Regions from separate parts of the Homo sapiens genome. Here region 1 is linked to region 2. The links are chromatin contacts, found by Hi-C or POLR2A ChIA-PET in ENCODE. All regions are on one chromosome and are shown on one strand. Each heading gives the region's core, a stretch centred on a gene start or an enhancer-like site at or near the end of the contact. The rest is flanking DNA. Distances are from core to core; before and after follow the strand shown.

Evidence for each region. A loop is a pair of places that touch in the nucleus more often than their neighbours do. ChIA-PET counts read pairs that join two places held with the same protein, here RNA polymerase II (POLR2A). Pooled maps may share reads with other maps.
Region 1: a map of GM12878 shows a loop between it and region 2 (5-fold over the local background). The contact joins the promoter of LINC01849 here to the enhancer-like site in region 2. A Hi-C loop is called at or near these places in 5 of 168 maps with a recorded cell type or tissue (CD4-positive, alpha-beta memory T cell, CD8-positive, alpha-beta T cell, GM12878 and 2 more), 9 of 37 single-sample maps with no recorded cell type and 12 of 50 pooled maps. POLR2A ChIA-PET finds 5 or more read pairs at or near these places in 1 of 52 experiments (PC-9).

The regions. Positions count from the first base shown.
Region 1 is chr2:100,602,308-100,605,007 of GRCh38, forward strand. It overlaps LINC01849 (long intergenic non-protein coding RNA 1849), which reads left to right and starts at 1,432. Exons shown (of 3, transcript NR_146956.1): 1 at 1,432-1,583. RefSeq lists an enhancer at 1,434-2,077.
Region 2 is chr2:100,261,396-100,264,095 of GRCh38, forward strand. No RefSeq gene overlaps it. Among named protein-coding and RNA genes, the nearest start is that of LINC01104, 54 kb to the left of the region's middle. Within about 2 kb of position 1,423, at least 2 of the 41 ENCODE cell types and tissues checked have a DNase peak (open chromatin) inside an H3K27ac peak, as active enhancers do.

The DNA of each region.
Region 1 (2,700 bases), core at 182-2,681, 340 kb after region 2:
GATTGCGCCACCGCCCTCCAGCCTGGAGGACAGAGCAATACCCTGTGGAAAAAAAAAAAAAAAAAAAGCATGCCTTCTGTGGCCTCAGTTGGAATGCTGCCTTTCCAACTTGGTAGCTGTGTGACTTTGGGCAAGTTACATAACTCTTCTGAGTTTCAGTGTCTTCACCTGTAAAATATAGGCAGTAATACTATGGACCTCACAGACCTGTTATAGAGATGAATTTTAATTATAACACAAACTAATATTTGCATTTTGCTTAGGACAGGGTCTTGTACACTGCAAGCTAAATAAGTGTTTATTACGTAAGCTCTTTTTTTTTTTTTTTTTTGAGACGGTCTTGCACTGTCGCCCAGGCTGGAGTACGACCTTGGCGCGCTGCAAGCTCCGCCTCCCAGGTTCACACCATTCTCCTGCCTCAGCCTCCCGAGTAGCTGGGACTACAGGCACCCGCCACCATGCCCAGCTAATTTTTTGTACTTTTAATAGAGATGGGGTTTCACCATGTTAGCCAGGATGGTCTCCGTCTCCTGACCTCGTGATCCACCCATCTCGGCCTCCCTAAGTGCTGGGATTACAGGCGTGAGCCACTGCGCCCGGTCTACGTAAACTCTTACATCAGACTTGGAGTTCCAGTTGCTTTTGCTACCCAGCAACCCATCACAAACCTAGTGGCATGAACAACCACCTTTTGGGACATGCTCCCAAATTCCATGGATCAAGACCCATGTGGCCAGGGCTTGCCTTTGCTCCACAATGTCTGGGGCCTCGACAAGATAGGCTCAAAACACTGGGGGAGGGCTGGGCAGGTTGGTTCACGCCTGTAATCCCAACACTTTGGGAGGCTGAGGTGGGTGGATTACCTGAGGCCAGGAGTTGGAGACCAGTGTGGCCAATATGGTGAATCCCCATCTCTACTAAGAATACAAAAAAAAATCTGCAGGACATAGTGGTGCATGCCTGTAATCCCAGCTTCTCAGGAGGCTAAAGCAGGAGAATCGCTTGAATCTGGGAGGTAGAGGTTGCAGTGAGCCGAGATCACGCCACAGCACTCCAGCCTGGATGACAGAGGGAGATCCTGTCTCAAAAAAAAAAAAAAAAAAAAAAAAGCAAAAAACCCCCAAAAAACAAAACCCAACATAGGAACAAAATACTGGGAGATACTCAGGTGGGTCATCCCGCCTATGTCTGGGGCCAGGCTGAGGTGGCTGGAAGATTGAGCTCAGCTGGGACTGTTGGCTGGAGCACCGGTGCACCCCTTGCGCATGGCTCTGGCTCTGCATGTCACAGGAGCCAGGTTCCAAGAGGAAGTGTCACAAGAGCAAGCAAATGAAGAGCTCAAGAAGGTATGTGGCCTTTTGTGACCTAGCCTGGGGCATCACAGAGCATCACACTCACTACATTCTAGAAGTTGAAGCTGGCGCAAGTTGGCTGAGACTCGGGGGGAGAGGACATAGAGCCCACTTCTCCATGACATTTGCTCGGACGGGGGGTCCCAACTGCCCCAATAGCTTTGGACATCCCATGTGCATTGCTTGAATGAGCAGGACCCCAGGGTTCTTCCAGAGGAGCAGAAGTCTCAGGTTGGTTTTGTTCACTCTGCTGGGTACACCTAACTGAAAGGACTCTAAGAACCCATGCCTCTTTCATAGGGACTGCAGCTCAGGACTTTGAAGTGACTTGCAAAGGCCACACCGCCAGGACCAGAGCCTGCTTCTCCATCCCTTCCTCCTGACACAGCCGCTGATAAATGCCATTACCTGAATTCCATGCTGAGTTGCTATTCTTATCCCACGGAGGCTGCCTGTGTGCCATTGTTTTAATTACAGGCTGTTATTTCATTTGAAAAGTCAGCGATAGGATTAAGGGTACTGTCATTTTAAAAGCCAGATTCCTGGCCTAAAACCGCTCAGTGAATCAGAGGACAAATGTTCCCATTGTGCTGGTTAAAAATAGGAGCAATGGAAAAAGTGACAGAATGCGATGAATACCATTAAAGTGTAATTACATTTACTGTAGATGTGAGCCTCAGGAAGAGTCTATCCCAGGCAGGGAAGCTTGGTCAGAGCCTGTGACATGAAAAACCCAAAGCCTCCGTGGACGGCCCATTTCAGGTTTTGAGTGTTTATACTGTATATTGTTACATATCGTTCTTGGGAGCCATCCACCTTATTAGGGGTACTTGAAAGAACTGTGTCTTTCCAAAGGAAAATAAGAACCACGTAGCTCACCTTGATTCTCAGAATGTAGCTTTCCTGTATTTCTCATGAGGAACATTATACAGTTTCTGTATTTTTTGCCTCAATAGTCAAATGTAGTAGCTGAGTTGGACATATCTGAAAGGCAGGGCTAATTTTTTTCTTTTAATGAAAACAGTTCGTGTTTTTCTAATTTTAAAACAACACATTCTTGCCATATAATTTTTTTTTAAATGTACAAAGAAAGTAAACGTTAGTCTAAATCCAGCCACCCACAGATAAAGCACTACTAACATTTTGGTGAATATCCTTTCAAACTACAATCTTTATGTGGATTTATAGATAGTGCTTTTTTGTTGCTGTTGTCAAAGCTCAGCAATATATTCTGAACCTACTTTTTATGATAATAAATGTAGAGTTACATTACTATGTCTAATGACTATCTGGTATTCTGTAGGATCAACCTATCAGAATTTATTAATCATAACATGATTAATCAAGT
Region 2 (2,700 bases), core at 173-2,672:
GTGTGACAAGGTCTCTCCTTAAAGCCGCCCACTAATATGTGTGAGCCGGTGAGGAACTGCATGTGGCTGCTACCAACATATGCCGAGTCACAGGGGCTTCAGCTAGGTAGGGGTGTCTTTCTCTTATGTAATCTGAAATTTCTCAGAAGCAGGTGGTCCAGGGCTGCTAGGGAGGCCCCACGATGTCATGAGAGACCCCAACTCTGTCTTCTGCTTCACCAGTCCTAAAACATGGCATTTCTCCACAAGCCTACATCATGGTCACGACATCTGCTTCAGCTCCCCTCTCACTCCTGAGTCCCAGGCAGGGAAAAGAAAGAAGAGGGAAAGCTCAGAGGCTGACTGTCAGAAGCATAAGCTTCCCCTTCAATAGCATTTCCTGAGGTTTCACCCAATAACTTCCTTTTATCGTATTGGCCATTGGAACTGTAGTTTGTAAGCTGAGCGTATTCCTAGAAGGAAGGAGAGAATGAAGATATAGATTACTAGAGGCCTCACCCATCTCCACTCGGGATAATAACAGCTACCATTTCTTTGGAGCTTACTATGTTTACATGAATTTATCTATCCTCAGAATAACCCTGGCAGATGAGTTTGTTATCCCATTTCACAGGTGAGGAAAGTGAAGTTTAGTGAGCTTAGGTTAACTGAACCACACCTAGTGAGGGCTGGGGACAAAATCTGAAACTAGATATGACTCAAATCCTACAGTCTTCACCTTACAGCACCTAACAAAGGGGCAGAGACACAGGACTCAGGCTTCCAAAGCTATGTTACAAAGCCACTCTCCCTTGGCGTGGTAACCACTGATACTTCCCTGTAAATGGAGGAAGCAGCATGAAAACAGGCTTTTTGAGGAAGGAGCTGCGGCCGCTGTCACCATTGTTGGGAAGGACAGAGCACTATACTCGGTTTGTATCTAGTAAGCAAGTTTGCCCAAGAGTTCATTTCCCCAGACTCTTAATCCATTCTCTGACCTGCTGTCACTCTTACAGACTCCAGGAGAAACCTTCCACATATCTGTGAAACTAGGTGATTTTGGTTTCACCATGATCAGTAAAAGATAATCAGTTCATCCTCTTTTACTATTTATACAGCTGTGTCCAGGATTTTGTAAAAAATCTTTTAAATGTACAATAAAGGTAAATCCTTTGGCTTTGTGAAAAGGTCCTTGGCTTCATAAAAGGACTCATTCCAGGGCTCCTTTAAGTGAAGGTCTCCAATATCTTTAAATATAAAATATTTTAAAGTAATAGCCACTCAAGAAAGAGGCCTGAGCACAGAGAAACTTAAAGCTAGAGTGTGTGACACAGCGCCACCTGAAGATCAAGCGGAGATGAAGAAGGGTAGCTATGTAGGTCAGCGGGGAAATGGAGCTGGTTGACAACAGGATCTTCCAACTGGCCTCTTTGACAGAGGGACGTCCAACTCTGCCTAGGGCATGTGACAGTGGAGAGACATCTAGGGTGGTCCTGCTTCACAATGATATGGCCTATGGTTTGTCGTCTTGAAGCCATTCGTCCTGGGTTCTCAGCGAAGCCTTGTCAACGTCGCTGATGTATCCCAAATCTTTGGAAAGCAGGGAAATCCTGCTCGCAGCTCATACCCGGGCTCTCCAGTCCCCTGCAGTACTGGAGGATGTCCAGCAGGTGGCGCAAAAGACAAGGGCTCGCCTTACCCATCTCTTGTCCTTATGAAGGAAATTTGACCAAAATGACAGCCCCCTCCTTCCTTCCCCTCCCTCCTTTCCTTCCTTCCATCCTCTCCTTCTCTTCTGTCCCTCTCTTTCTTCTTTATTCATTGAATCATCAAGTATCCATGAAAGACTACAAGCAGAGCTCTGTGCAAGATAATGGGGGGATGAATTAGGACAGGGTCCTTTGCCTTTGAGGAACCTGGAGTATAATAAAAAAGTAAAATAATAAACAACCGAAATACAAGAGGTGGCACAGGCTTCTGAGGGAGCAGTGTCACTCTTGAGCTGTATCATCGCAGCCTGCAGGTTCTGGAGTCAGACCAACCTGTCTTGTCTGTCTTCTGGTCCCGATTCCACACTTGCTGCAACCTTGTGCAAGCGCCTTAATGCCTCAAAGCCTCCGTTTCCTTATCTGTAAAATGAGGATAACAATAGATTGTCCTATGACATGTTCATAAGGTTGGCATAAGGAGTTAACATACCTAAAACATTTAGCACATTTTTAAAAAAACCAAAACGTTATTTAAAACATATAACTCATTCGTTCTTGCATGCATTCATTTATTCTATAGGCATTTGCATGACAACCATGTGAAGAAGGCTGTCCTTGTTATTATAGGAGGTACAAAGTAAATAGAAGGAATACTTCTCAGTGTGGGGATTTGCAGTCAGGGTGAATATTTCTTCAACATCTTCTTGAACACTTTTCTCTGTGACAGTCAAAATCAGCCTGGACTGAAAAGAGAAGAAAGCAGCCTAGCTGTTAATCCCGCTGGGAGGACACACTCTGATAAAGCCAGCTGCAGCATCCGCCGAAAATGCCATTTCTCCCGGGGTCAACCTATAGCTGGAAAATGCCAGGATGATCTCCCTTGAGTGAGCACTGCTTCCTCACCAATCGTGCCCTAGAGCCGCTTTGCTGCACCCCTCTTTTGCTACGAATCCCCAAATGCTGAGCCCTCCTTGCTCTTGCTGGCACCCAAACAGTAGTCAATCCTGCTGTT